3 separate regions of the Mus musculus genome follow, and all the other regions are linked to region 1. Evidence: chromatin loops called from intact Hi-C (ENCODE). Cell type or tissue: left cerebral cortex. All regions are shown on one strand. Each heading gives the region's core, and the rest is flanking DNA. Links, peaks and the distances in the headings are about the cores only.

The links. A loop is a pair of places that touch in the nucleus more often than their neighbours do. Peaks named below come from ENCODE experiments on the same cell type or tissue, not always from the same donor. Only the 100,000 strongest peaks of a DNase experiment are listed, where the experiment ranks them.
Region 2: a loop joins it to region 1, with 2.4 times the contacts of the local background. A loop is called at or near these places in 15 of 42 quality-filtered maps.
Region 3: it touches region 1 in a loop (3-fold over the local background); 15 of 42 quality-filtered maps call a loop at or near these places.

The regions. Positions count from the first base shown.
Region 1 is chr4:137,831,786-137,841,713 of GRCm38, forward strand. No RefSeq gene overlaps it. Among named protein-coding and RNA genes, the nearest start is that of Gm32079, 25 kb to the left of the region's middle. In left cerebral cortex, for the core only: a CTCF peak has its summit at 4,361; a DNase peak (open chromatin) is centred at 4,360.
Region 2 is chr4:137,683,350-137,693,277 of GRCm38, forward strand. It overlaps a transcript of Rap1gap not described here. Among named protein-coding and RNA genes, the nearest start is that of Rap1gapos, 18 kb to the right of the region's middle. In left cerebral cortex, for the core only: no CTCF peak of the experiment used is centred there; a DNase peak (open chromatin) is centred at 4,204.
Region 3 is chr4:137,671,416-137,681,343 of GRCm38, forward strand. It overlaps a transcript of Rap1gap not described here. Among named protein-coding and RNA genes, the nearest start is that of Rap1gapos, 30 kb to the right of the region's middle. In left cerebral cortex, for the core only: CTCF peaks have their summits at 4,896 (motif pointing right) and 5,560; DNase peaks (open chromatin) are centred at 4,331, 4,898 and 5,477; H3K27ac peaks cover 1,978 bases.

The DNA of each region.
Region 1 (9,928 bases), core at 2,851-5,350:
TCTAACCCCAGCGCTTGGAAGCTACTCAGTTCCCATGGCTCCTATCAGAGGGTGCATTCCGTGTGTCCCACCGCTGACTATATGTGCTTTCATTAGGCGGGCACACCACCTGACAGGCTCAGCGAAGGAATCACTCCTTTCCCCTTGGTGTTTAAAACTATTCTGTAGAATGAGTTTAAAATTCTGACATCTCAGTCTCACCCCGCTTCAACATGGAGCCCTGGTTTTTCTGGGGGGGTTTCCTGTTACTTTTTATTGTCTCAGTCCACCACTGAAAAAACTTCAGTGTGTGTGTGTGTGTGTGTGTGTGTGTGTGTGTGTGTGTGTGTGTGTGTGATACATGTTGTTGTGGGTCTGTGCATGTGCGTGTATGTATGGGACCCAGAGGGCAATGTTTCCTCAGTTGGTCGCCACCTTATCTGTTTGTGTGAGGTGGGGTCTCTCACTAAGCTGGAGCCCACTGACTTAGCAAGTCTGTCTGGAGAGCCCGGGGTGCTTCCCTTCTCTGCCTCCCAGTAAATGTTCTCATCTGCAGAGCCACCTCTCCAGTTTCTCCTTCCTTCCTTCCTTCCTTCCTTCCTTCCTTCCTTCCTTCCTTCCTTCCTTCCTTCCTTCCTTCCTTCCTTCCTTCCTCCTTCCTTCCTTTTTTTCTTCCTTCCTCCTTCCTTCCTTCTTTTTCCTTCCTTCCTTCCTTCCTTCCTTCCTTCCTTCCTTCCTTCTTTTTCCTTCCTTCCTTCCTTCCTTCCTTCCTTCCTTCCTTCCTTCCTTCCTTCCTTCCTTCCTTCCTTCCTTCCTTCCTACCTTTAACTCTCTGAGTACAGTTAGTTCTGCCCATGTATTCCTAGGAGCGGAGTTGCCCACTGATGCAGGGTCAACCTACCATGGACTGCAGGTTTAAACTGAACTGACCCTCCCTCCCCAGCCGCCACCCACCACCAACCTTTTCTTTGAGCACTCTTCTTTCTTGCTCTCTTATGCGAGATGACCCAAGGTCACCTTCTACACTCTCTGTCCCAATCTTAATCCGTCATTTGTTCGTGGAGACCAGGGGCCTTTGGTGGGGAACAGTATTAGAAGCCAGGATCTCAGTCCTTCTCGGTGGCAGGAACTAGGGAGCCCGAATCCACTGTTGTCATCCTGCCTGGGCACCAGCCTCTCAGGCCAGGCTTCGGGGCTCTCTACTGCAGTGCTAACTCTCTTTAAAAATGCCCACTGACAACTTTAAAACTAGATTTTTCTGGAAATGAATTTAAAAAGAGAAGAGGCTAGTTAGTTCCTGGGCACTTCACTGTTTTCTTTTCTTTAATGTATTATAGTTGGTTGGTCTGCCATGGAAAAGCCTTTATAAATGGGTCTTTGATCTGGTAATTATCAGATCGTTTTTTCGGTGTGGGTAACTACGGATTATATCCGTAGGTAATGACCATTTTGCCTCTTATTTTCCCACCCTTACATTTCTTCATAACGTCAGCAAGAGCCCAAGAGTAAAGTGAATTAGTAACTACAATGTTGGGCATCCTCCGGCTGTTCCTGGTCTCCTTTGAGAATTTATTTTTGACTGGGTGGTAGTGGGGCACACCTTTAATCCTGGCAGTTGTGAGGCAGAGGCAGACAGATATCATGAATTTGAGGCTAACCTGGTCTACAGAGCAAGTTCCAGGACAGACAGCACTACATAAAGAAACCTTGTCTTGAAAAACAAAAAGTATATATTTTGGGGGATCTGGGCATAGAAATGCCTGCCTGCAGTCTCAGCCTTGAGAAGACACATGAGGGAGAATTACTAAAAGTTCAAGGCCAGCCTGGTCTACATAGGTAATTTTGGGACACCCATGGCTTCATAGTCAGACCCTATCAGTAATAATAATAATATATACATATATAATATATTATTAATGAGATATATACATAATGAGACCCTCTGAAGAAAAACCAAACGAAAGAAGCTATTCAGGCTATAGGTAAGGTTCAGCCCCATCTAGCATGCACAAGGCCCTGGATTTGATACCAAATACTCCAAATATGCATTTTTAATGAGCTGTAGAGATGGCTAAGCAGTTAAGAGCACTAGCTATTCTTGTAGAGGACCTGGGTTCAATTCCTAGCATCCACAGGGTGGTTTATAACCACCTTCATCTCTAGTTCTAGGGGAATCTGACCCCTTTCCATCTCAAACATACGGTTCTTATACATACATGACACAAAACACTCATATACATTAAAAAATTTAAAAACATATATGTTTTCCTTAAATTCTGGCTATGCATCTTATACCAATTTTTATATCTCTTTTCTTTTCTTTCTTTTTCTTTTCTCTTCTTTTTAAATTTTATTTATTTATTTTTTATTTTTGGTGGTGGTGGTGGTTCTTTGTTTTTCAAGACAGGGACTCACCTTGTAGCCCTGGCTGGCTTGGAACTCACAGAGATCCACCTGCCTCTGCTTTCCAAGTGTTTGAGATTAACCGTGTGCACCACAATGCCTCCCTGCCCTTAATCACACTCTTTGGGGGGGGGGGGGCGGGGTGTAGGAGGCAGAGTTTCTCTGTGCAGCCCTGACTATCCTGGAAGTAGTTCTGTAAACCAGGTTGGCCTTGATCTCACAAAGATCCACCGGCTTTTGGCTCCAGAGTGCTCTGATTGAAGGCATGCACCGTGACAGCCTGGCTTTAATCATACTTTAAAAAACAAACAAACAAACAAACCTTCAAAAAAAAAAAACCCTTACGTGTGTGTGTGTGTGTGTGTGTGTGTGTGTGTACACCACAATGTCCACAAGGAAGTCAGATGGAAACTTGGGGGAGTCAGTTTCTTCCATCATATTGGTCTGAGGAACTGATATCGGACTGCCAGGTTTGGCAATGAGCACCCCGGCTTAACCACCTCAGTGACCTTAATAATGTAAAAACATCTTTAGATTTATTTTATCTTATGTATATGAATGTTTTGACCGAGTGTATGTCTGCTCCATGTGCCTGCCTGGAAGAGAACATGGGATTCACTGGAACCCGAGTTACAGATGGGTCTGAGCCGCCATGTGGGTGCTGGGACTTGAACCCAGGTCCTCTGCAAGAGAAGCCAGTGCTCTAACCACTGAGCCACGTGTCCAACCCCGTTATAAGTTTTGGTAATTTTCCCACCCCCTACTCCCTCCTGGTTTACTAAAGATTTTGGAAACTGCAAATGGGTGTGACTTTCCGAACAGCTTTCTTCTGAGCATGCGCCTGCGCGGAGACTGTCTCATGGTTTTTCTCCTGTAGCCTGTTGATTAACATGAGAACTTAGTGGCTGCATTTTCTGAAGGTTAATTTTCCTTCTTTATCCAGGATAAGCCCCAGTTGGTGGCGCTTTAAAATAAAATAAACATAGGATTGAGCTAAGTGCCATCTTTGCCGCTGTTTCTCATATTTGTGTTCCAAGGGAGAAGAGCTTTTAATTGCCTTCCCTCAAGTTTGTTTTCAGTTTCGAAATTACCCTGTCGTATTAAAGACATTAACTATATCCTCTTTATTCTGAACCCCTTGCTTTAGAATTGAGACGTGGGATTTTATAAGCTCCCAAGGGGGCGTGGCAACAGTTTCTGTCCTGAAAACTCTCCCCCTGAAGGTGTCCCGAGCCTGGATGTTCCAGGCTGTGGGAGCGCCGGCCACCGCTAACTATACCTGATGATGCCCGTCAGGGCAGAGACCAGCTGCAGCTTCAATCCAGTCTCGCCGAGCTACAAGGGAGCTGGGTCTTGGTTTCCTCCTCCGCAAAACGTGGCGTTGGGTACAAGAATGTGGGGAGCTCTTCCAGCCCTGGCAATTGTGGGCCTCAAATGCTTCAGGGCCACCTCGTATGCTGCCACTGCTGTGGGTCTGCAAGCTCAGCGAGACGGGAAGAAGAGACACCAAGGGGGCCAAGTGTGATGGGCCCTTGTCCCCACCCCAGGGTCTCCCCGGCCCTCCACAGGCCCTATGCTACAGGTGCGGCTCTGGGTCTCTTGGAAGCTCCCAGTTCTCCTTTCCACACCCCATTTCCTCTTCTGCCCCGCCCCCTCCTCTGTGCCCCTGTGACTCCCTGATGTCAACTCTAACCCCCCAGTTCAGGTAGCCCTGCCAGCCTGTTTCATTCCCTAGCCCCTCCCACACAGATCAGCCTAGACTCTGTCCGCTCCTTTCTCCTCCCTAGCGGTTACATTCTTAAATCGAGCTGTTTCTTCGTCCACTTCCGCTACAGAGCCCCTGAACTCAAGTGTGGTACTTATTTCCCTTCTGGCTCATGAGCCACACAGATCAGCCTAGTGGCAGCTTCAGTCTTGTCCCCTGCATTGCTCTCTGGGTACCACAGCGCAAGGCTGCTCCGGTGTTCCTGTGTAGGTATCTGCTGCCCCTGCTGGTCAGTTTGTTATAAACACAGACAGCTTTCCAGGTCACCCTTCCCAACATTCAACATGGGGACGGGGTGGGAGGAGGGAGGCGTTGACAGCCAGACCAGACCAGATCCAGGAACCAGAAACTGTAATGAGTGGGGTTGTGTTTGTCCCCTTTTTTATAGGTTGGAAACTAAGATCTTAAGATAAAGTCATTTCATCAAGGGATAGAGCTAGACAAAATAAAATAAAATAAAATAAAATAAAATAAAATAAAATAAAATAAAAACCAGAGCATTTAGGACCAAAGCCAGTGCCTGTAGACATAATTACTCAGGAATTTGAAGCTGGAGGATGGCTTGAGCCAGAAGGACATAGATAGATAGATAGATAGATAGATAGATAGATAGATAGATAGATAGATAGACAGACAGATGACTGATAGATAACCCAGCTTTGCTTGGAGTTCAGAACCGCCTGCAGCTCCTTAGAAACTTTCCACTCTCCCAGAACTCTACTCCCAAGCATGGCATGCCTGTTCTTCTCTACTCTCAATGCGACACCTTCAGACTGTCCACACAGCACAGAAGGCTCTCTGCATTAGCATTAGCATCCTGCCGTAACGTCCCTTCCTGAGACAGCTGTGGTGGCAACCCACCTACAATCCCAGCACTTGGAAGTTAGAGGTGGCAAGCCATCACAGCACTTGGAAGGTGGAGGCAGAAGGATCAAAAGTTCAAGGTCATCTTTAACTACACAGCAAATCGAGCATCAGCCTCCGCAGCCCATCCTTCTACCCAGCCATTCCCCCATACCCTCTCCTACACACACAGTCTACCCCACACCCAACCCAAGCCCTCGCAAGTAGCTCATCTCAGGGGGTGGGGGGGGGTGGGAGGGGAAAGCAAAAGAGAAGAGCCTCCCTTGACCTGACCCAAACTGGAGCTGCCTGCCTATTTCCTTAGGAAGAAAGTCCTTAAGGGAAAGGGGGCAGGGAATGTAACTCATGCTGTAGCTCTTGTTGGTAGACACTTGTCTCGTGTGCACACATCCCGGAACTATAAGCTCACCATGGTGGGCTTATCTATCACCTATCTATCTGTCTATCTGTCTATCTTTCTATCTGTCTATCTATCTGTCTGTCTGTTTATCCATCTATCTATCTATCTATCTATCTATCTATCTATCTATCTATCTATCTATCTATCTATCATCTATCTATCTATCTAATCTACCATCTATCTATCATCTACCTATTATTTATCTACTTATCTATCATTTACCTATCATTTATCTACTTATCTAGCATCTATCTATAATCTATCATCTATCCATCTATCATCTACCTGTCATCTACCTACCTGTCATCTATCTATCTATCTATCTATCTATCTATCTATCTATCTATCTATCATCTACCTACCTATCATCTCTCTATCATTTGTCTGTCTCTGTCTGTCTGTCTATTACCTACCTATAACTACACACTGTAATCTCAGCACTCCAGAAACAGAGGCAGGAGGATCAGAAGTTCAAGATCACCCTCAGCTACACATGGAATTCAGTGTCAACCTGGACTACATGAGACTCTGTCTTATACTGGGGTGGGGGTGGGGGTGGAGGTGGGGAGGGATCCTGGGAATATGGGTCCATAGTAGAGTACTGACCCTGAGTTTGGCACCTGATGCCAATAATAAATAAACAAACAAACAAACAAACAAGCAAGCTTTGGGGAGGACTGCCCGTTTGTTTTCTTCTCCTTCAGCACGGGCTATTCTGGATTTTGTCCCATGCTTGCCAAGTCACGCTGACCGGATGTTCCCTAAGCCAGCAGCCCATGTCCTGCTGACTCAGTACACTTGACCTCTTGCTTGGCAGCCCTCAGCACCCGGGGATGAGAGTTCTGTCCTCTGTGGTCAGAGCTCCTCCTGGTTTTGTTTCCTCCCGTTTCTACTTCTCAGTCTCCTCTGCAGATCGCTGACACTCCCCAGCCCCGTCTCAGACCCTCCCCTCCATCCTGTTCTCTCCTAGGGTGTCCACAGAAGGACTAGCAGCCCTCCCATGCACGCCACCTCTGTGGGGTACCTCCGTTGCAGGGGGTGTGTTACTGGTTTACAGCAAGGTCCTCAAGGTGGCGCAGCCTACCTGTCTATCCTGCAGAGATGTGGAGGCCTTACTCTGACTTAGCCTTTCCTCTGATCCTAAGAGGGACATCCAGCTGCTTGCACTTCTCTCCTTAAATGTGGGAAGCCACATGTGCCGTTGCAGAGTGGCACTGACTACTGCTGGCCACCACACATAAGTTTGGACAAACAACCAATGTGTACATATGCAGTAAAGTTTTTTGCAAAGACACTGCCTGGCCCGGGCATGATAACGAGGCTTTGAGAGTATAACCAATCAGATGTGAGACATGCAAATGAGGTATGATAATGAGGCTCTGTGAGGTACAGAGAGAGTAGCCAATCAGATGAGGAACATGCAAATGAGGCGTAGTGCATAACCAATCCGGGTGTGAGACACGCCTCTCCTAGGCCTATATAAGCAGCACCAGTTCTGGGCTCGGGGTCTCTTCGCCTCTGCAATCAAGCTCTCCCAATAAACGTGTGCAGAAGGATCCTGTTGCAGCGTCGTTACTGCTGGCCAGTCCGGCGTGCCCAAGACTTAAACACATCTCACTCTCAGCCTGTCAGCTCAGATCTCCCCAGTCTGATACTCTAACACACTGCTCCATCCACAAACCCAGAGCTCATCAGGAAAACCTCCCTCTCCCTTGCCCTTATCCATCCACCCATCCATACCATGGTCTGCCCATGCCCACCTGTCTCACCCAAGCCTCCCCTGTACAGCCTCAATAGCAGCCCTGGGCAACCTGGCATGTTGCAGTAAATTAATTAAACTGTTGGCTCCTGGTGAGTCACTCGCACACTGCACTCACCCAAGAGCTCTCTGGATTTATGAATGAAGCACACACACACACACACACACCAGTTAATTTTGATATACCTTGACTAGCTCAATGGTTGAGCACTTCTAAATCTCCCCGTTGGCTTGACACCTTCTAAATCTATATTTTACCTTTTCTTCCCTGTTACCTTCTGGGCAGCAACTCCATAGGGCTGCATTCCCTTTCCACCTACATTGCTGGATGGTTTCTCTCCTGCAGCTCTTAAATCTGATCCCACAGCAATTCTCTCTTCTTCCCCTCTCTCTTGGTCCCTTGCCCGCACAATCTAAGATTCCCACTCTGTCTCTTTGCCCAGCTGTTGTCTGAATGGCAATTCTTTATTAGAACCAGCTGAGGGTAGGGACGCTCAGGTCTGCATGGCAGCTGATCCCCAACACTGCCACTGTCTCCAACTGTCCTCATTCAGTATGCTCACCACACAGCATCCGATGGATGCATGTGACTGTGACACATGGCAGCTATTTTTCTTCTGGATCAAGGTCTAAATCCTCAGTGCAGCCTGCAAGGCCACATACTCTGGCCCCTGACGCTTCTCTTGCCTCTTAGGCACTCCAGCACCATGGCCAGATCCACAACCTCCCTACTGCCCCACAACTTCTACTTCTACTGGATGCCAGGACCACCCTCTTCCCCTCCCTTCACCCAGTTAGCTCCTAACTGTCATGGCTCACCTCCAGGACTCCCTTGCCAGGGAGGCGCCACCTGATGATCCCGAGGCCAGGCCAACCATCTCAAGAAGCTTCGGTTCTTCTTCCAACACAATTCATCTTGCAACCCCTTCACTCATCCAGATGGCATCTAACAAATTCCCCAAACTCGCCCCTGGGTGGGCACACATCTGTGCTTGTTCGGAAGCATTTAGGACCTCAGGGGTGGGGGCGGGGCTAGCTACTGTGGCAGAAGGATAAAGGGAGTGAACCCAGCCTTTCCATCTGACTGCATAGTGAGTCACTTCAAGAAGAAGTTGGATAGCTGAAGACATGGCCTGGTGGTTAAGAGCACTGACTGCTCTTCCAGAGGACCCAGAAATGATTCTTAGCACCCACATGGTGGGTCACAACTGTCTGTAACTCCAGTTGCAGATAATCAATGCCCTGCTCTAGCCTCTAGTACATACACGCGGGCAAAATATGCATGCGCATGAAATAAAAGCCAATAGCATCCAGGGGCCGAGGAGATGGTTCTGTCTGTAAAGTGTTTGTCCCAAAGCACAAGGATCTGACTCACCCGCATGTACAAATCCGGACATGCAGGCACATATTTATTATCCCGGAGCTGTGGAGGCAGACACCAGCATCCCTGGGGCTCACTGGCCAAACTGCCTAGCCTACTTGGTGACTTCCACGCCAGTGAGAGACCCTATCTCTAAAGGAAGATGGTGTTAGCTGGGAAATGATGGTGTATAAGATTTTCTGCCTAAGCATCAGGACATCCTGAGGTCCCTGGTACCCACATAAGAACCAGGTATAGCCACATTTATGCCAATGCTTTGGGGGTGCAAAAAGCAGGATGGCTGGGACTTGTCAGCCACCAGCCTAACATCAGGTCCAGTGAGACACTGCCTTAAGGGACTAAGGGGCAGAATGACAGAGAAGGACATCTGATGTCCTTCTCTGTCCTCTGGCATCTCCATGCATACACACAAACATGCACACATGTGCACACACATGTAATACCCAAGTCATTCAGTCTGTCTAATTTCCTTCCTCCCTTCCTCTCTCCCTCCTCCCTCCCTCCTTTTCTTTTCCTCTCCCCTCCCTCCTCCTCCTCCTCCTCCTCTTCCTCCTCCTCCTCCTCCTCCTCCTCCTCCTCCTCCTCCTCCTCCTTCTTCTTCTTCTTCTTCTTCTTCTTCTTCTTCTTCTTCTTCTTCTCTCTCTCTCTCTCTCTCTCTCTCTCTCTCTCTCTCTCTCTCTCTCTCTCTCTCTCTCGGCAGAATCTCATGGTGTAGCTCTGACTAGCTTGGAGTTCTCTATGTAGACCAGGCTGGCCTAGAACTCAGAAACCCACCTGCCTCTGCCTCCTGAGTGCTGCAATCAAAGGTGTGTACCACCACGCTCAGCTTTCTTTCTTTACTTTTCTCAGTACCGAGGACTGAAGCTAGAGCCTCACTAAGACTAGGCCAGGGCTTCATCCCTGAGCTGTATCTGCAGCCTTCCTCCGCTTCTTCCTCCTCCTCTTCTTCTTCCCCCTCTTCTTCCTCCTTCTCTTCTTCTTCCTCCTTTTCCTCCTCCTTCTCCTCTTCCTCCTCTTCTTCCTCTTCCTTCTCTTTCTCTTCTTCTTCCTCTTCTATTTGTATTTCAAAACATTCTCAGTAGGTTGCCCAGGATCTCCTTGAACACACTCTCTTACTCTATCGCCCTTGCTGATCTTGAATTTATGCCTCAACCTCCCAGGTAGTGGGGATCACAGGCCAGAGCCACAAGGCCCCACTACCATTCTTCCTTTATTACAAAAGCCATGGATGATTGTTATAGAAAACAAACAAACAGGAAAGCACAGGCTTAAGCAGGAACATACGGTCCTGTGTGCACATTGCTTTGCAAACTGCTTCTCTTCCTGAAGGTACAGGAGCCACACATGCCAGCATCTACATTTCTGTTGTTCAGACAT
Region 2 (9,928 bases), core at 3,176-5,675, 150 kb before region 1:
GCAGTGTCTCTTCTGGCCACCAGGGGGCAGGATAGATCGGAATGGGTCTGGTGCACCTTGCAAGGCCATGACAGATGACCCCTCATGGGCTATCCACTTACTGTGTTTCAGGGTGGACAAATCCTTCTCCCTTCGACAGAGTGTGTGGTGAGTACCGGGGGTCCTCGGGAGCACCTGGGTTGCCTTGGCTGCTCCCTGAGAGCACCCCCAGCCCATTCCCACCCTCTATAATGACAAATCGGACCTACAGCCCTCAGGGCAGGGCACGGGAGATCTTTCCCCTAGAACCCACATATTCTCCTCACGGTTGTTGCTGAAGCTCAGCCTTGGAGTCAGATCTTAGCTTTGCCACTTCCCTGAACCTCAGCTATCTCATCTGGGATATGGGGGTATAGATGCCTATTTTGTGGCGTGAGGTTGGAGAACTCAGGCGTGCAGACCCAGGCTGGTGTGTGAGAGGCCCTCATCCAAATATTTCCTTCCCTTTCCATTCACCAATCTTTGCCCTGGTGTGCCTCTTCGCTGGGCAGGAGGTGTCCTGCCTTCTTGCTGACCCCCAATCCTTTAGTCCCATTCATACTGAGCCCCGAAGCTGTTCCCTGTGTCTGAGGCCACCCTCCCTTTGGAGGAGGTAGCATCAACAGCTTCCCCAACACCAAGAGGCACCAGGCAGTGGGCAGAGGTGCAGCCTCACCTCGAGATTCACACAGCACTGGGCACCTGATGTCCCACAGGCGGGCACCTCCCAGCTTCCCTGGCACTAACATCACATGGCCCTTCCGGCTCTTCCTGCAGTTGCCTCAATGCCAGTGGGAGCTCCCCTGTGGCTCCAGCCCCCATTCTAGGTTCCTGCCCCTGCTGGGGGGGGTTCCTGGAGCCTGCACACCCCACAGTGTTCCAGCTGCTGGAGTGCCCAAGGCCCTGGGAAGCAGAGCAGGAGGTACTTAGGCTGAGCTCCAGGGCCCCTTCCTCAGTTCCCTTTGTTGCTCACTGTGCAGCTTGGGGGCCAGTGACTCTCCCTTTCTGAGCTCTGCCCTGGTGCCATGCTGAGTCAGATTGGTATGCCCAGAGCAGGGGTCGGGTGAGGAGATGCCAACAGAGGTGAGGAAGGTGGCTCCCTTGCAAAGCTTCAAGCAGCAGTAACTGCCACTTGTCAGGTACTTTGTGACTGTCAGGCGCTTGTATGTATTGACTCAAGTCATCCCGAGCACAGCTCTGATTTTACGACTGTTATCTCTAATTCTGTCTGGGTGAGACAGAGTAGACAAGTGACTTGCCCAAGGCCACAGAGAATTGAACTTTGATGTCGAACCTACATGGGAACCTGATGGAAACCAACAGCCGCCTCCAGGTCTATATCTTCCTCCAGGTCTATATCTTCCTCCAGGTCTATATCTTCCTCCAGGTCTATATCTTCCTCCAGGTCTATATCTTCCTCCAGCTCTGAGCAGGGGTCTCCAAGCCTCAGGGAGGTTCCAGTGGGGTCAGGTATCCAAGGCTGACTTAGGCAAGCGCTCTGAACCAAGAGCTAAAGACAGGGCCCCAGGACGGAGAGCAACTGACCGGCTGTGTGGCTTTGACACTCTCTGGGATGTAAGGATCTTGAGTCCTCAGGATGCACCTGTTACCCATAATTCCTTGCCCTGCCCCGCCACTGCTTTAGCAGCTGTCCGAGGTGCTAATCCGGATGTGCCCCACCCCACCCCGTTCCTACAGCCAGTCCTGTCCTAGCCTACACCCGGAATGGCAAACTTCCTACCATATTTCCTGATACACATGACCTGCCCCTGCCTTCCTCTCTAGCAGGACTTTATTTCTCACAGGGCCTGCATCTCTGGCCAACAGGGACACCTGATTAGAACTACCACAATGCTTTGCACATGTGTCTCCCCTGCTATCCCAGCATGCTTCCTCCAGATACCTTCTCTCTTCAGCTGCTGGGTGGCAGGGGAGGGAGTTCTTTTCTGATCCCACATCACGCCTGCTTGTTTATCTCACACACGTTACTGATTGTTCCCTAGTTAGCAGAAAGAGCAAGGCCTGGGAAGGCTGACAGGTGTGGGAGGAATCTGCCTCTGACATGTTCTAGTCGTGGGACCTTGGGCAGGTCAGTCACTTCTCAAAGCCCTTCTCAGAGCTCAACCCGTTTGCTGGGATGGGAGTTTCTATAAGGTGCTGTCTGTGGCATTGAATGTGTCCATGTGACCCTGAAGTATGAGACAGGCCCTGCACTCCTCTGTCACAGCTCCTTCAGGGCTTCACTTCAGATACCTGTGAGTCCCAGATCAGCAGGGCTCTGTCCCCCACTGCACCCAGCCAAGTGCCTGGGTGGATATCTCAGAATGGAGGTGTGATTCTGCCTCTGCAGCCCTGAGGACCCAGCTAACCTGGTGTAGGGGCTGGGCATTTAAGGTGAATCCAGATGGAGGCAGGACAAGAGGTCTGGGGGCAGCTGGTGGGCTTGCACAAGGCAGGGGCTTCTGGGAAGGACTGTGAGAGAAGCCATTGGTCGGTCCTGAAAACTAGGGGTCTTGGAGGCAAAGGCACAGAGCCCAGCCAACACGGTGCTGGTCACTCCTCTGTGATGGCCTTGGTCAGCCCTGAGAACAGACCTGCATTTCACAGGCCACAATTTAGCCAGAGGATGGTAAAGGTCTTGCAGCTGGTAGGTAGGGTGGACTTAAATCGGGCTCCCTCTCTTGCTGGAGAAGGGACCTTGGTCGAGCCTGGAAACTACAGAAATGGGTACCTTGCTGTGGGAGAGCAGAGGGAGGGAGGTGGCCCCAAATGTGTCCCAAATGAGAGTCATTGCCGAGTGTCTCACAGGGAGGACTCACCTGCCACCAAGATGTGTTCCCTCCACAGTGTGGCCAGGGCCTCACTTTATAGATGAGGGAACGGAGACGCAGGGCAAGTGGCTGACAGAACAGGCAGTCAGTGATTGGTAACGGGGCCTGCCAGCTCAATCTTCCAGATGCAGCAGGTGTGAAGTGGGCTTTGGTGGTGGTCCCTGCCCTCAGTGGCTCCTCTCAGCCGTCATAAAGCCAGAGGTCTTGGGACCTGGCACAGGCTTCATTAGCAGTTTTGAAATGCCAAGTAGGCACAGCCCGCTGGGCCTCCTCATCTATTATGCATCTGGTGGGTAGGCCCCCGGCGGGCAGCTGGCAGAGCCCAGGCTGGGAGCCAGCAGCTGCCTCCTGAGCCCACACCTGCTCCCGGCTCTGGGCAGGGACCTTGTGGGGCCAACACCAAGGTTGAGCTGGCCAAGGCAGTAAGTGTTGTCTCTCCCAGCTAAACAAGACTGAGGAATCCTATAGGACACAGGGGCAAGAATACATCCCAGCAGCCATTCTGAGAGGGACCTAAGTTCCTAGACCTAGACATACAAGAACAGAGGTAGCTGATGGAGTCTGAAGCACACACACACACACACACACACACACACACACACACACACACACACACACACACTCCTGGCTGTCCAGAGTGGAGTGGAGCTATGATTATTTACCATGTACCCACTTGGCCTCAGGCAACTATTTTGTACCTACAGGTTTCTGAGAATTGAGAATCAGCAGCAACCATTAAACACCTACTGTGTTCGAGGAGTTTGCAGCGACCACTAAACACCTACTGTGTGTGGGCAGGGTTCCAGGTGCTGGAGTCAGTGAAACACGAGACCAACCGAGATATTTCTGTTTGGCCACGACTGGCAGTACTTCTCTGGGCCTTGTTATCCTCATTTGAGAAATGAATAGGAAAAAGGGATTATAAGCTGACAGATATCTGCCTCTGCCTCGCACTGAAGTCACAAGCAGGCTTACGAGTGACAGAGGAGGCTGACCGCTCTGGGTTGCGTCCCACTGCCCTTCACACAGGTAGATGAGCTGCTTTGTCCCAGTGATTCCACAAGCCATGCATTGTTCCCAGGCCAGGAGGAAGCTGAGGCGGGGAGAGAACGTTCTGGAAGGATTTTAAGATCTAGTGTTTAGACTGGAACTTGAGGAAGGGGTGGAGCCAGACACGAGAAGAGTTTGGGGTATCCAGGAACAGCAGGTCCTGAGGCAGGAATGTGCTCAGTATGTCCTATGGACAGTAAGGAGCAGGTGACTGGAAGCCTGAGGGGGCGTGAGGCCACAGGTGGGTGTGAGCTTGGGAGAGGCCAGGACCGAGTGGGTTCTGCAGGTAAGATGGGTGCGGGACCGGGGTTAGATAGGTCAGTCACTGCCCTACGGTAGCACGAAGTCTCAGCTGCCTGGCTTTGAGGAATCTTAAAGGTTACAGAGCCCCTGGAGTCCTTGGCAGGAGAAGCACCTCTTGTAGCCTCCCACTTGGCAAGGAACCGCTTCGTCTGCTCGTGATCCCCTTGAGTGCTGCTAGAAGCTTTCGGGGCCTTGTGAGAAAAACACATCTCTACCTTCAACTAAATTTATGGGCCTCTTGAGCCTCCTGTGCCTCCATTGACCCGTCACCCTTTCTTTTAAAAAAATTTTATTATGTTTATTTATTTTAGTTAGTTGGGGGGGGGGAGTTATGAAGCGCCACAGCGTGCTTGTGGAAGTCAGAGGACAACTTTCAGGAAGCAGTTCTTTCCTCCCGTGAGATGCGTCCTTGGGGGGTCGGGCGGGAAGGGACACAGGTTCCATGCTGGACAGCAAGCACCCTTATCTGCTGAGCCATCTTACTGGCCCACTTGTCACATCCTCTTGTATGTTCCCAGTGACAGGCAGCTCCCTGCCCTTGAAGTGGTCCCTTGCACTGCTAAGCAGTTTAGCTACGTTCCAAAGGGTCTGAGCTGCCCGAGCCTGTGTGTGTTCTGGGGTCTGACCCTCCTACACACACACACACACACACACACACACACACACACACACACACACACACACACACAGCTCTTCAGTAAGAGAAGGGAGCCCTCTGAGGCAGCTCCTCCTAGGCAGGGTTGCATATTTGCATCCTGGCTCCCTTCACCCTCCAGCTTAGCCGAAGCCACTCTCCTTGACCCTTCCCATCATGCTGTACAAAAGGGCAACCCCTGGAAGGGGCCTACGAGAGACACCTTTTGCCAGGAAGCTTCTCTGTAGCTTCAGGAGACCAGAGTTAGGTCCTGCCGAGGTAGATTTTGAGCCTGGACGGCTATGGTTTTGCAGTTTGGCCTAGGCAAATGATTGCCATGAATCCCGTGCATAGCACCCACACCTGTTCAAGGTTGGTTCTTGCTCGGTCTTGCTTGTCCCTACATCCTGCGGATGCTCAGGCTGCACCCTTTGCCAGGAAAGCTCTGAACCTCGTAGTTAGACAGACCCAGGTTCAAATGCCCACTCTGGCTTCCACTCAGTTACTTTGTGGCATTTCTCAACCTGCTTTGCCGCTGGGCCTTCCATGACCCATGATCATGTCAGTGCTATCATTAGAAACTACGGCGCCGAGGCTCTCTGGGGATGTTTTCTGCCTCTGTGAGTATTTACGCTGAAAGAAAGGATTCATTAGTACACAAAGACCGTGTGTCATGTGTCTGAGCACTTGGGGTGACTTAGGGGGTGGCTTAGGAGGAGGCTTTCTTGGTATCTTGGGGTGCAGGATCTTTTATTTTTTAATTTATTTATTTATGAATATGAGTATACTGTCTTCAGACACACCAGAAGAGGGTATCAGATCCCATTACAGATGGTTGTGAGCTACCATGCGGTTGCTGGGATTTGAACTCAGAACCTCTGGAAGAGCAGTCAGTGCTCTTAACCACTGAGCCATCTCTCTAACCCGGAATGCGGGATCTTATGCAAGGTTATTGGCCAAAGTAGACAAATTTGGGTATTAATGTGGGGAACTCTCAGAGAGCCAAAGCCTGTGCAAACCAGGGGTCAGGTGGCAAGCAGTAGACGCAAAAAAAAAAAAAAAAAAAAAAAAAAAAAAAAAGCCATGACTCTTGGAGTTACTCAGTCCAGAGAGGAAAAGAATGAGCCCAGATTAAAAGCACAGACTGTCATGGCAGGGAAAGCAAGGCAATGGGAGCTGGAAGCAGCTGGTCACATCCCATCCCCAACCAGGAAAGAGAGCCAGGAATGCCTGCTGCTCAGCTTGCTTACTCTCCTCATAGGGTCCAGGGTGACAGCTAGGGAACTGCCATCCACAGAAACTGGCTCTCCCCATCCAATCAAAACAATCCCACACTTCAGTCACGTGATTCTAGATTCTTTCAAGCTAACAACACTGACCCTTTCACTACAATGACCCAAGAGGGAAGTGGGCTGCATGGCACTGCGCATGTGCGCGATAGACGGGCAGGCTGAATGGCACTGCGCATGTGCGCGACAGATTGGTAGGGAGACAGAGTTTGTGGCTTGTGTCCGGTAGGGGATGAGCACGTGCGAGAGGATGTTCTAGGGGATCATGGCAGAGAAGAGCAGATGGCATGTGCAGGGCACAGAGCCTTGGCCATGTCTGGCCGCTGAGAGCAGCAGTTACCCACGAGGCCATGTGTGATCTCCTGGGGGTGGGAGTGTCGGGAGTCTCTGAACCCTCAAATCAGGACTTATCCCGAACTCTTCTTTGAAGCTGAATTTTTCTGGGGCTTTGGAGACCAGTATCCTGCTGGTGCTCAGGGTGGGCTGAGCTCTAGATTCTTGACTTTGGGCCTGGCTTGTGAATGCCACCACAGATTTGGGAAGCTAGGGAGCCTCTGGGGGCCTCAGTTTCCCTACTTGTTAGGTCTTTAGCCTGGAGTGTGGGGGGGTGCAGGAGTGGGGGAGAGACAGAGACAGAGTTATAACAGAGGAACAAGGAACTAGGCCCAGTGAATAAATGGGTTCAAGTCAAGACACCACACACATGTCCAGGTTAGCTGAGCCTCTTGCCCCGACCCCAGGCAGATGCTGGCATTCATATAACTAGAGGGGAAATAGGTTATTTGGGACCCCGGCAAGATTTGGCTAGAAACTGTGATGGTGATTCTACAAGGTAGCATGCTGCACTAAGGACCAACTTAAGGCCTGGCACACACCCGACCCTGACCATGGTCCTCCTCCTCTTCCACTGTCATTGAATACACAGGGGCCGGTCTGCTTGATGTCCTGGAGGCCTCTGCCCGAGGGTGATGACACCTTCTCCTGTTCCTACGTGAATGAACACAGTGCCTACTGGTGCTCTGGCTCTGGCCCACACATGCTGGCCGTCCCAGCTGACCACCCCGAGCTGTCCCTCACCTGAGTCTTCCTTTCTTCCCTGATGCAGTGGATGTCTGGGATTCCCCATTTCAGGGCCAGTGACATGAAAAGGACATACTGGAGGGAAGCCTGCCTGGTGACCCAAGTGACCTGTGGGTAAATCACTTCTTCGTATAACTAAGGCCATCCCCATACATTCTTGGGCACCTAGGCTCCAGCACGGCTAGCTCCTTTGACCTGGCCTGGCTATTTGCTGTGTGAGTTTGGGCTTGAAGCTTGCCGTGTCTGAACATGTTTATACCCATAAACATATAAACAGGGACGTAGTCGCCACATAAGTGTCCTTTAGGTCTCTCTCTCTCTCTCTCTCTCTGTCTCTGTCACTCTCTCTGTCTCTCCTCTTTCCCCTCTCCCCCTCTCTTTCCTTTGTTGTTATCATTGTTGTTCTTTTGAGACAGGGTCTCTCTATTTAGCCCTGATTGTCCTAGAACTCTTATCAAGACCAGGCTGGCTTCGAATTCACAACAATATTCCTGCCTCTGTCTCCCCACCCCCACCCCCCCAGTACTGAGATTAAAAGTGTGTGCCACCATGCCTGGCCCTGTAAGACTTTTCTTTTCTTTCTTTAAGATACATTTATTTTATGTATGTGAGTACACTGTCACTATCTTCAGACACAACAGAAGAAGGCATCAGATCCCATTAAGAGGGTTGTGAGTCACCATGTGCTTGCTGGGAATTGAACTCAAGACCTCTGGAAGAGCAGCCAGTGCTCTAACCACTGAGCCTCTCCAGCACCCCCCCCCCCCAATAAGGCTTTTCATTAGCTGTTAATTCATTTAGCAAATACTTCCCGGGTTCATGTCCTGGGCCAGCTATTCACCCGAGGCTGCGGGATCTGGATGAGTGAGGTCCCTAGCCTCCCACAGCTTCCTTCCAGTTGAGGAACAGACATAAGATGAGCTAATGGGCCACTGAGTGATTTCAAATGGGTAGCATGGTCTGGAACAGGGATATATAGGAGCTTGCCCCTGAAGGATATTGGGGTGGTTGCCAGGAGTGATGGGAAAGTCTGTGGTGAGAGGGGTGGTCGGTCCAGGTAGCAGATGCTCTGCTCTAGGAGTCAGAAATAAGATTTTATGTCCCTGTCTCTTACCTCAGCCAGCTTGGTGACAGTCCTCTGCCTTCCCTAGCCAGATACCCATGTGACCAGAGGTCCCTTGAAGGGTGGGGTCCCTTCAAGGGACCTTCAAGGGTCCCTTACATGGGTGACCAGGTACCCAGAGAGCTTCAAGTCCACCCTCATAGCCTGGTCTAGCAGACAGCTGCGTGGTGAACATAGGATCTACCACATGAATACCCCTCGCTAAGCAGCAGTGGCGACCCACTGGATTGAGTGGGTTGATGGTAACCCAACGAGCTGGGCATCCAGTGTGTCACACTGCATGGACACTGAGCAAGTTCTAATAACAAGGTTCTATGGACCCAGTGCAAGCTTTTGAGGCAGGCTGTTAAGTGGGACACCTCTCCTGGTTTGTAGGGGGCTCAGGAGAGGCAGACGCAGGGCAGAGCCTGAGGTGCCATTGTGAGGACTGGCACAGGTGGTGTGCAAAGACCTGGAATTGTTAGTGTCCCAGGGCTGGCGAGGGAGGACCGTTCTGAAGGGGAGGATGGGAGCCACGTGAGGCAGCGTATCTTCATCCTCACACAGAATGAAGCCATTATGCAGGTGGGTGGCACAATCCCATGTGAGCACACTGGCTCCCAAGCCCACGCATGCCCCAGACACAAGAGTGTTCTCTGCCACCTCCACTTCCTGTCATGCACACCCAGCCACTTCTCACCCTGCACCGCACGCACCCCCCACCCCTTGCTCGGCTGCAGGGAACCCAAAACTCAGAAGAGACAGACACACCCACTGTAAACAGCCTGGCTCCTGGAGCCCTGCCCCCCCCCCCTCACAGGAGGTGGCTGACTGTCTGAGAATTTTCCCATTAACCTGCAGGGTGGGGTGGCTACTATCCCTGCACATTGGAGAAACTGAGGCCCGGAGGCACAGACCACACACACAGATCTTTACACAGCCAGGAACTAAACTGGGGGCCCCCAGGCCTCCACTTCTGTTCTCAGCCCCCCCCCCATCCTCAGACTCAGGCATGTGCAGGTGTGGCTGGTCTGCCACTTTCCCTAACAGGTGACCTTCAAGGCCAAAGTCTTCCACAAACAAGTTGATTGACACCAAGTTATTCAGAGCTTAGGGAGGGGGCTGGGCCAGCCACTACCCACCTGCCAAGTGACCAGGAGGTTTCTAGGGTGGGAATGGGGTGCAGTGGGGCAAACCTGCAGCTGGTGGCCAGCTGGGCACAGAGCCCGTGTTTGCATTTACAAATGAGACGGGCAGAGCTAGCTTCCTGGACATTGCTGTGACACCAGTATCCTTCCTCAACCCTCAGGGAAAACGTGTGGTGTGCCAGGGAGTTGAGTGCTTGGCTCTTCCCACCTGGTTCAGGGCTCTGATCTCTCTGGGTGCTGCGTACCCCTCTCTAGGTGACTGGAGAAGGTAAAAGAGCCAGGCTCTAACAGTGTGAATAAGTGCTGAGTTTCCCTTGGTCTTTTTTTTTCTTTTATCCGATTATTAGTAGAATATTTCCTTCACATCCTTTTATCTTGCAGTGTAATATTCCTCAATTCCTTGTGAGCCTGTGAACTCTTCTGCATCTCTTGCTGCAATTCCAAACCCACATTTGTCTTCCATGGCTGGGATA
Region 3 (9,928 bases), core at 3,494-5,993, 160 kb before region 1:
CCACCTTTTTTCTTTCTTTCTTTCTTTCTTTCTTTCTTTCTTTCTTTCTTTCTTTCTTTCTTTCTTTCTTTCTTTCTTTCTTTCTTTCTTTCTTCCTTCCTTCCTTCCTTCCTTCCTTCCTTCCTTCCTTCCTTCCTTCCTTCCTTTCTTTAAGCTTCCCTTCAGTGTTAGGGAGTAACGGGATCTTCTTTTTATCCTCCCGTGACATCACATTTTCAAAGGCAATTGGCAATTGAGGAGTGAGGGGCCTGGCACATAGTAGGTATTGATTGGTACCTGATAACATGGATGTCAGAGAGGGGTAAAGGCTACACTGAGGCCAACTTGGGGACATTTGGCTTCAGGGAAGGGTGACGCAATGACCTGGTTTATTAATGGCTTGAGGACTCTGCATTACCCCAAAAGTCACAAAGGAACCCACTGGGCATTGTACACATAGCCTCTGGTTACATGGCCAGACTCGGTAGGCAGGGGACAAGGAGCAGCCTGGCACAGGTACAAGGTACAGCTCTCTGCCTAGCTGTGCTGGGCTCCTGCTGCCCAATGCCTTTCTCCCTGGACCTCATCTTCCTGTGTTCAGATGAAAGAGCTGCTGGGTGTTCCCTCCCTGGAGCAGGTGAGGGCGTCAACTGAGAGTTGCAGGAAGCAAGACCGGCACCCACACAGAAAGTCCATACCTCGTCCCCTGCCTCTGCCTTACTGTGTGGGGGCAGCAGGATAGGCTCTGACCCTGCTGCTGGGTCTGTGACTGCTGCATGGCTCCAGGGGCTGATAATGTCTATGCAGCGTGAGCCCCGGGGTTGTTACTCCTGCAGGTGTTTCTGTAACTGCCTGTTCCCCGGGCACCCCTGGGAATTTGGAGCTGTTGGCAAGGTGCCCAGGGACAACGGGTGGAGATCAGGCACCTGTGCCACCTCCTAATGCCCACGGGAGCCACACATTTGCAGAGGGAAGGAAAACGGAGGCCAGATAGTGGGGTTCAGCCCTCTGTCCCTCTCCTGATATCTGACTTGAATCTCTGAGAGATAGATGCCCTCGTCCAGAGTCCCCTCCTCGGGCAGATGGAGGTGGTTAATGGAGGCTGACCTTGGGAGTGTCCCTTGCCTGGCTGCATAAGACCAGAACTTGGAGGACATTTCTGACTTCATCATCTCAGAGTGGGCCAAACCACTGGCCTCAGGGGTTTGCCGGAATGGGACGGTGTTGATGGTTGCAAGCCTTGTGCCCTGCCACCATGTCGTCTCTGACCTTGAGAATCAGGAGTGGCCACACACTCTCAGGTAGACTGCTGCGGGCCCCTGGGCCAGCCTTGGCAGCAGTCTTATGAAGTCACAGGGCTACACCTGGGGATGAGTGGGCCTTAACCTTGCCCACTCACACCTGCCTCCCACCTTGTAGCCTGTCTCTGATCTCTAAATACCACAGAGAGCAAAACTGGACAGGGACCTGAGGGCTGAGATCTCACTCATCCATGCCACTAGGCTTCCAGCAGGAAAGGTGCATGTAAGTAGTTAATGTCCCTAAGGACAGAGAAGCCTGGGGCTTGCCCCTACCCTACTACCCCCAAAATACGCAGTCCTTACCAGTAGGATTCTGGGAGAATATGCTGAATATGAGCTGAGCCGTAGAACCCCGGAGGGGCGTTAATTGAGTACTTACAGTGTGCTGTGTACTGTGATGAGGGTTTCCCGTGACTTCTCAGCAACTGTCATTATCAGCCATAGGGGCTTAGGGAGGTCGAGCAACCTCTGGAGGTCGCTCAGTGGACTGAGATTGTAATTAGGGCTCTGTTGGCCTTTGTTAATCACTGTGGTGTACAAAGTAAGACAGCGAGGGAAAGGGTACCATTGAGAAAGGTGGGATATTCCCAACTGCTCTAAGACGTTTGCTCTGGCCATGGGAATAGGGATGGAGGCAGGGGAGGGGGCGGGGTGAGGGCTAGGCTACCCCCAGGGCAGGGGCTTTGCTCTCAGTTCTGTCCATTGTCAGTGACAACATGGCAAAAGTAGATGTCCCATGACAGTGAGGAAGGAGGGCCTCACTGGCCACCCAAGAGCCTTCCCTGATTCTTGCCCCGTATCACGTGTGCCTCTTGGAACCAAGCCTGTGTTAGTGTGGGATATATCATAGCCATAGCTCAGGACGCCTAATCTTGAGTGGCCAGTGTGTTCAGAGATGGATGGACCCAGAAGCAAGGTCCTGTGCACACTCCCCCAAGGTCCCTCCCTCACCTCTCTGAACCCTCACTGAGATGCGGCAGCAGCTGCCATACGAGTCACTGCCTCACAGGGTCTAAGGGGGCCACCCAGACATGAAGTCCCGGGTGACTCATTCCTTCTCACTCCACCATGGGCTTCTCTCCAGATCTTAGGCTGAGGACATTTTTGTATTCCAGGTTAGAGGATCCTGCAGACAGAGGGGCAGGATAGTCAGAGGGAACCCCTTACTCCCTACCCCATTCCAGCCTGGGGTGCTGGGCCCCAGGGATAGTCGGTGGGAGATGAGGCTGGGTGCTTCAGGGCCTCACCTCTGCCCCTACCCAAGAGGCATCTCTGCCTGCCATGCCCAGGGGGCTGTGCTACCTTGGAAACCAGAATAAGACAGGCCTTTAGAGAGCCCTCATTATAGGCAGAGAAAGAGGCCCAGAGAAGGGATGACACCTATCCCGAAGTTACTCTGTGGGCCAGTGTGGGGCTTAGCTCAGGACCTGGGTTTCCAGGGCATGTCCAGTAACCATATTTAAGACCCATTTCAGTTTCTGCAGACTTGACCTTTTGTTTTTAAAAGGGAATCATCATGTTGCTTAAGGTAGTTTCACACTCAGCCTCTCAAGTGCTGAGGTTGTATGCACTAGCCATACATTTATGCTTTGGTTTTATTTTATTCAAGGGTTTTGTTTTTTTTTGTTTTTTTGTTTTTTTTTTGGTTTTTCCAAACAGGGTTTCTTTGTAGCCCTGGCTGTCCTGGAACTCACTTTGTAGACCAGGCTGGCCTCAAACTCAGAAATCTGCCTGCCTCTGCGTCCTGAGTGCTGGGATTAAAGGTGTGCGCCACCACGCCCGGCTTAAGATTTATTTTTATTTATTTAATGTATATGAGTACTCTATCTACATGTAAACCTGCATGCCAGAAGAGGGCATCAGATCCCATTACAGATGGCTGTGAGCCGCCATGTGGTTGCTGGGAATTGAACTCAGGACCTTGGGAAGAGCAGGCAGTGCTCTTAACCGCTGAGCCATGTCTCCAGCCCTTTGTTTTTGTTTTTGAGACAGGATCTTGCTATATAGCCCAGACTAGCCTAGGAGTTACAATCCCATGGCCTCAGCTCCTTAAGTGCTGGGATTATAGGTGTGCATACCATGCCTGACTGTGAATCCCTATTTACGGTGCCCCCCCTTTGTTAGACTCGAGCACGTTTGAGTTCTAAAAACACTCCGGTGAGATAAGAACAGGTACCGCCACCACGCGCCATCGCCTGTCACAAATCCTGGGCTCTGAAAAGTCAGCAGCCAGGAAGAGCAGAGCAGGGGATTCAAACACAGGCCCGACTGAGTCCAAGCTCATACCGGCACAAGACCATGTGTGTTCTGATAGGGATAAAACTTCCTTCCCTTTCTTTCTGTTCAGAGCTGGCCTAGGACATCATTATGAGCCCCTATCTCAAGGGAGGCTGAGAGTCAGGCTGCGAGGTGCAGGATCTCCAGACATCCCTTCACTCTCTGCCTCACCCATAATGGCTGCCTCTCTCCTGTTATTACGTCAGCCATAGACTACCTTTGAGTGTTCGTGGTGTACCTGACCTCCCCTTGAGAGAAGTGGGGCAGGACCCAGCGGGTGCACCTGCTGCTATTGGTATAAATAACGACCCCATGCAAGCCCTTGATGGCACCGGGCATTGCCGCTTCCCCGCATCAGCCTCCAGTCACGTGAGCCAGGCCCCTGCTCAGTGTGGCTCTTGCGTCTGTGTTCCTACCCACAGTGGATCCTGCCTTGCCCTGGGTCCAGGCTTTGTGTCCAGGCTGTGTGGCTGTGCTTAAAGAACTGTGTCTGGATGGCAGGTGCCTACCAATCAGCATGTATCTATTAAGCACCTACTGTGTGTCTTTCAAGGCTAAAGTTTGACCAAATAGAGAAACCCTGTTCCTTGTGAGGAGTGTGGGGCTCCAGCACCATTCTTTCCAGCCTGTGAGGACCGGAGCAGAATAGCTGCTTTCTTTTGGAAGGTAAAGTGAATGCGTCATGGAGTGTGTGTAGCCATTTATACCCCGACTCTCAGGCAGGCCCTTCAGCTCCCTAGAGCCTGGGTTTCCTGGCCTGTGGAATGGGAACAGCCGTTTGACCTAATTAACTCGATGGCAAGATATGTGCTTGGCACAGGGCCACGGTAGTGGGTAGCTACTGTTGTTTTGGGCTGGAGCGTGAATGATGGGAGTGAGGTTTTGAGGAGCACACAGGGGAGTCTTTGCCAGCCTCAGTTTCCCCATCAGCCATGATAGATACACTATTCTTGCATGATCTAGCTCCTGGGCCTATTATGAAGATCACAGAGGCTACAGGATGCGTAGGTGAAGCTTAGCAATCCTCTCAGAGGAACGAAGGGTGGAAGGAACAAGGTAGGCGGCAAAGCAGGTGCCACCATTGTGGCACGCAGGTGTGCCATTGTGGCCTAGAGAGGCACAGTCTATTGGCGAGGGGAGGCTGTGGGGCCGCCTCCACACCAGGGAAGGAGGGAGGGAGTGTGGCACAGCGGGGTTTGAGGCGCTGTCTCTGGAGGCTCAGGGTCCCCACCCTGAGAGAGCCTGGGGGGTGAGGGGGGTTTGCTGGGGTTGGGGCGCTGTCCCTGGTCCTGGAAAGCTGCCTGCGCTAGACTGCAATTCCACCAACGGCCAGATGAGGGAGCCAGGGACCGCCTCTGACTCCTAAACTGCGTTCGGAGACTTCTAAGAGCAGTCTTCATTTCCAGATTTAACACTCCTAGATAATAAGCCTGCCCAGCTCATTTCAAAAGCCAATGACATTTCACCACAAGGGAACCAAACAGTGCCCCACTTTGGGTGAATGCCCTGGCACGACCACACCGCAAGAGTCACAGAAGAAACCAAACCCTTAGTATTTCTGACAGAGACACTTTCCCATTAACAGTAGAAAAATCTTACCATGCACCTGACCTCCAGCTCAGGATGTCTCCAGCAATTGAACCTCAGAAAATTTCATTATGGATTAAAGCCACATCAAAAAGAGACTCACGGGGCTGGGGCTTTTAGCTCAGTGGTAGGCCAATTGCCTGGCTTGTTCAAGGTCTTGGGTTCCACCCAACTCCAGCATTGTAGCAAAACAAGAAAAATCACAGATCAATACTGATGTATGAAGTACTTGGGGGCTAGGTCGGCTTAGCAGGCTGTGCCCACGTGCAGGGCGGGGCAGCCTGTGTGAGGGAGCCTGCCTCAGCAAGACTCTCCATGAATAGCTCTTCTGGCTGCCACCCTCTGAATGGCTGTGGTGACTCTCAGTAATTGCTAAATTAAAACCACCCTCTGGTATTTCCCTAATGCTTCCTGGAGGCGGAGTTGTCCTCACTGAGAACGGTAGCCAGGGTGGGGGCTTCGTGGCTCTGAGTCCCAGACTGGCCAGCTGTGTAGAAGGGGAGGCAAGAGTAGAAAGGGGCTTGTCCTGGGAAATAGCAAGTGATTCACAAACCTGGGTCTGAGATCCAGGTCTCCTGACCAAGGGACCAGGGCTCGGTCAGCTTGCTGCCCCAGCAGGTGTTCTGTGGGTGCCTGCCTGAGCTTTGACCTACATCCCTGAAAATGAACAGGGAAGGATCACGTAGCAAAGATAGTGGAGGAAGGTGCCTGGGTCCCTGCCTTGACCTCCCCTCTACTCTCCTCAGGGGTGCCATGGTTGGCTGCACACATCTCTGACCCACAGAAGTCATTCTCTACACCTTCTCGTTTCTTCTCCACAGTTTTCCGGGTGCCACGTAAGGTGGGCGGCCATGTGTGTATGTATACATGTCTGTATGCACACCGGATAAATGTAAGGTGACCACAGTTAAAGGTGTGATTTCAGCGCACGGGCCTGTGGTCTTGGGTGCCTCATGGGTGTGCAAACCCAGCCCCAGTCAGTAGCTGAGTACATCTAGATTTAGGACTCGGATGTGCAAACTTCCTCTGACCTTTGCACATGTGTGTGTGCGCACGCAAGCTGATGGCGTGGGTGCTGACTTTTATGTGAGCAGGTTTATATGAGACATCTAGGCACAAGTTAGATGTTTATATGTGTGCACTGTGTAAGTCGAGATGCTCACAGACCCGGGGTAGCTTGGGTACAGGTGTGTCCTCGGGTCCTCCAGGAAGAACCAGGACAGCACATGGACCACAGGCAGCTGATTGGGGAGGGTGTGAGCCGAGCCACACTTCCTTCCCCAGGACCGGGACACACACACACACACACACACACACACACACACACACACACCCGCCTCCATGTAGGACAACCTGGAACTGGATGGATGTAACTGGGTTAGGATTTGAGTGCGTCCCATGGTGGGTGGAATTCCTTCTCGGCATGTATATGTTGCTTGTGTTAGGCCTGGAGAGAAAGAGACCGGTGTGCATGTGTTAGGGAGAGTGATTAACACATGAGCAGACCTAAGCCCAGGGAGGAAACAGATTCCAGCCAAGCCACTCAGGAGCTGCCAAGAGCAGGGCGGAGAGCCCAGGCCTGCCATGCCTCTTGCCCAGGGGAACCTGAGCATATCCCTCCATGGGAATGACTTGAGAGAGGAGGTGGTTTGGAGACCCTGGCAAGTAGCATGTGGAGCCCAGCCTGGGGTCTTCCTGGAGCTTGCCCTTCACTCTGTTCTCCAGTTCCCTGCGGGGGGCTGGGAAGGGGGGGTTGTTATAGGCAGGTGAGCCGGCTGGGTGAGCTTGGGGGAAGAAACTACTCCCCACCCCTGCTCCTTCCCTTCTTCATCAGGTGCAGAGTCAGGAGGCCTAGAAGAGGAGGTGGCTTCCCAGAAGGAGCTGAGCCTGGAGAGCAGGCTCCGTTTTCCTTTTGACCCAGGGTCTCATGTAGCTGTGGATGACCTTGGATATCTGATCCTCTTGCCTTCACCTCCCTTGTCGTGCCTGGATCTGTTATTTTGTTTGTTTGTTTGTTTGTTGAGACAGGGTCTCTCTATGTAGTGTTGTCTGGCCTGGAATTGGACATGTAGACCAGGCTGGCCTTGAACTCAGAGATCCGCCTGCCTCTGGCTCCTGAGTGCTAGGATTAAAGGTGTGAGCCACACGTGGGCCTGGTTCTTGCTTTTATTCTGTACTGGAGATTACACCCAGCGTCTCACGCATGCTAGGCAAGCGCTCTGCCAACTGAGCCTCACCCCTGGCCCGTGGCTTCCTTTCCTAGGTGAGAGACCAAAGAAAGGGGACTCCTCTGGAGTGCAGCGGGGAGTCCCCAGTGCCAGCCTGCAAGCGCCCACTCTGTGCTGAGTGGGGATGGCGAGCTCCCTGTTGCTGTGGTCTGTGGTGGCTGATGTCTTCCTGAGCCTGCTGCAGGACAAGTCCCACGTGGTGCTGTCTCTCTGTGTGTTTATCTGGGAGGCAGTTCTGTGTGCTCAAACAGATCGCCTCATTCTTTCTTTAATACTACATTAAGTTTTATTATTATCTTATGTGTATGAGTGTTCTGCATGTATGTACGTGTGTATGTACGTATGCATGCATGCATGCATGCATATCACATGCACCTTGGTACCCATGGAAACCAGAGGAGGTCTTTGTATCTCCTGGAACTGGAGTTACAGATGATGTGGATGCTGGGGACAAACCAAGGTCCTCAGCCAGTGCTCTGAGCATTTCTCCAGCAGCACCCCAACACCCCACCCCACACTTGGTCGTCTTTTTGAGACACATGGAGGTGTGTATCACCATGCCTGGTTCTATTATTTTATTTCTTTATTGTGACAGTGTGTCACGCACTATGTAGTAATGTTGACTGGCTTGGAACCAGTTATATAGACCAGGCTGGCCTTGAACCCAGAGATTTCCACTCCCCTCTGCCTCCCAAGTGCTGGGTTTTCAGGCATGGCTACTACACCTGGCCCATTCTCTCCCATAGCTCTGTGGCTCAGCATCTTTCTCTTTGGGTGGCCAGTTAGCTTCTTTACCAGTAAATTTTTGCTATTCTTTTAGAATGGCAAACTCATCTATCTAGGTAAGCTTCCTCCAAATCATGCTGCAGCGAAGGTTTTACTAGTGTTATATGATTGACAGTTTAATTAATGTACAGTCAGTTTGAATGATCAGCACCTTCATTAACAGCCCCATTTTGCAGATGGAAAAACTGAGGTGCAGAAAGATTAAGCACCTTACCCTAGGTCACACAACAGACAGATGAGAGAGCTGGGTTGGGACCCTAGGAGAGCCCCCAGGATGTAAGTGCAGCCTTCCCCCATCCCTCATCCTTGGCTGTTCATCTTTGGCGTCCGTGATGTGATGTAGAGTGAGTTCTCATAGGTGACTGTGCAGGCTAAGAGGGTGTATTTAAGGGTTGCTGGCCTAAGGGGGACTAGGAGCTAGCCAAGGAGTGCCAGCCACATCTGTGGCTGAGAGAGCATGAACTCGATCCCTGACTGTCCCACCCCTGTCTCTTGCCAACCAGGCAGCTGCAGTTGCGCAGAGCTCAGAGGCTAGAGCCCACACTGGGCTCTTTGTCCTTGGTGGGAACCCTGTAGCCCCCATGGCCTGTCTCAAGGGCCCTCTGTCTCAACACCAGGGGGGCCTCCTTGGGGCCAGACCCAGCTGGGAAACTTGGCATGTAGGTGGCTTCTTGGCCACCCTGCCAACTGGGCATTCAGAATCCACTCAGGAATTGGGAACCCTCAATGAACCTAAGGAGGCTGAGGCCCATGCTCAAGGGAGCAGCACAGTGCAGATAGGACTGCAGTCCTGGGAGGGTGAGCTCAGGGCTAGGCAGCCCCCACCACACACACTGCCCAGGCTGAATCCAGGCTCTTCTTGCCCCATCCTGCTCCTACCTGAGAAACCTCTGCTACTTCTAAGAAGTTGGAATAAGTTGTCCTCTCCTCAGGGGATGGCTGTGATGCTCCCAGACTCACTCCTCCCCACTAGCCAGCCCTAGCTGGCCACTCAGTACACAATGGGCTTCTAACACTGCCCTGCGGTGGAGGTCTCTCTTCAGCGGAGCCTGCAGCTGGCCTCCAGCACAACCCACTCAGCTCCCAACCCCATTCTGAGCACCCTGCCAAGCAGTCCAGGAGGGAGCCAGGAACTAAGGTGGGAGTTCTTAGCAACCTCAAAGGAGCTCTGAACCCTGCAGGGCCCTCCTCAGGCCTCCTCCATTCCTCTGAGCATGGAGCGAAGGGGCTGGACGGGAGTGGGGCTGAGGAGCAGCTGGCTCAGTAACTGTCGTGAGCCCTTCCCAGCCTTGTCTGGGAGAAGCAGACTGGAGTCTAGGCCCTCGTCAATCACAGCCGTCATTTCCAAAAGATGAAAGAGCCAGCCCTAGCTCAGTTACAGAGAAGCTTCGGAGAATCCTTGCCACCTGGCTTGGTTCCTTCGGTGGTCTGTCCTCCCTCCTCCCTCCTCCCTCCTCCCTCATCCCTCCTAGCCTGGCCCTGAAGTTCTTTAAGCAGAAGAGAACACAGAGAGGCTCCTGGGGCCTCTCTGGACAGGGTGGCAGGGGGTTGGGCCTGTGTTCTGCTGTTAGCTGTCATCTCCAACGGTCAGAGTAAAGGGGAGATCTACTGTGCCTGGATTAAATGTATGATTGAACCCTGTTTGTCTCCCAAAGTGGATTCATGGCGGATCCGAGGCTAGATGTACTTGCGAACCTCCCTCTCTTTGCTGCTCTTCACACAGGGGTAATGCAGAATTCTGAGGGGGGCTCAGCTGGGACAACAGGAGGG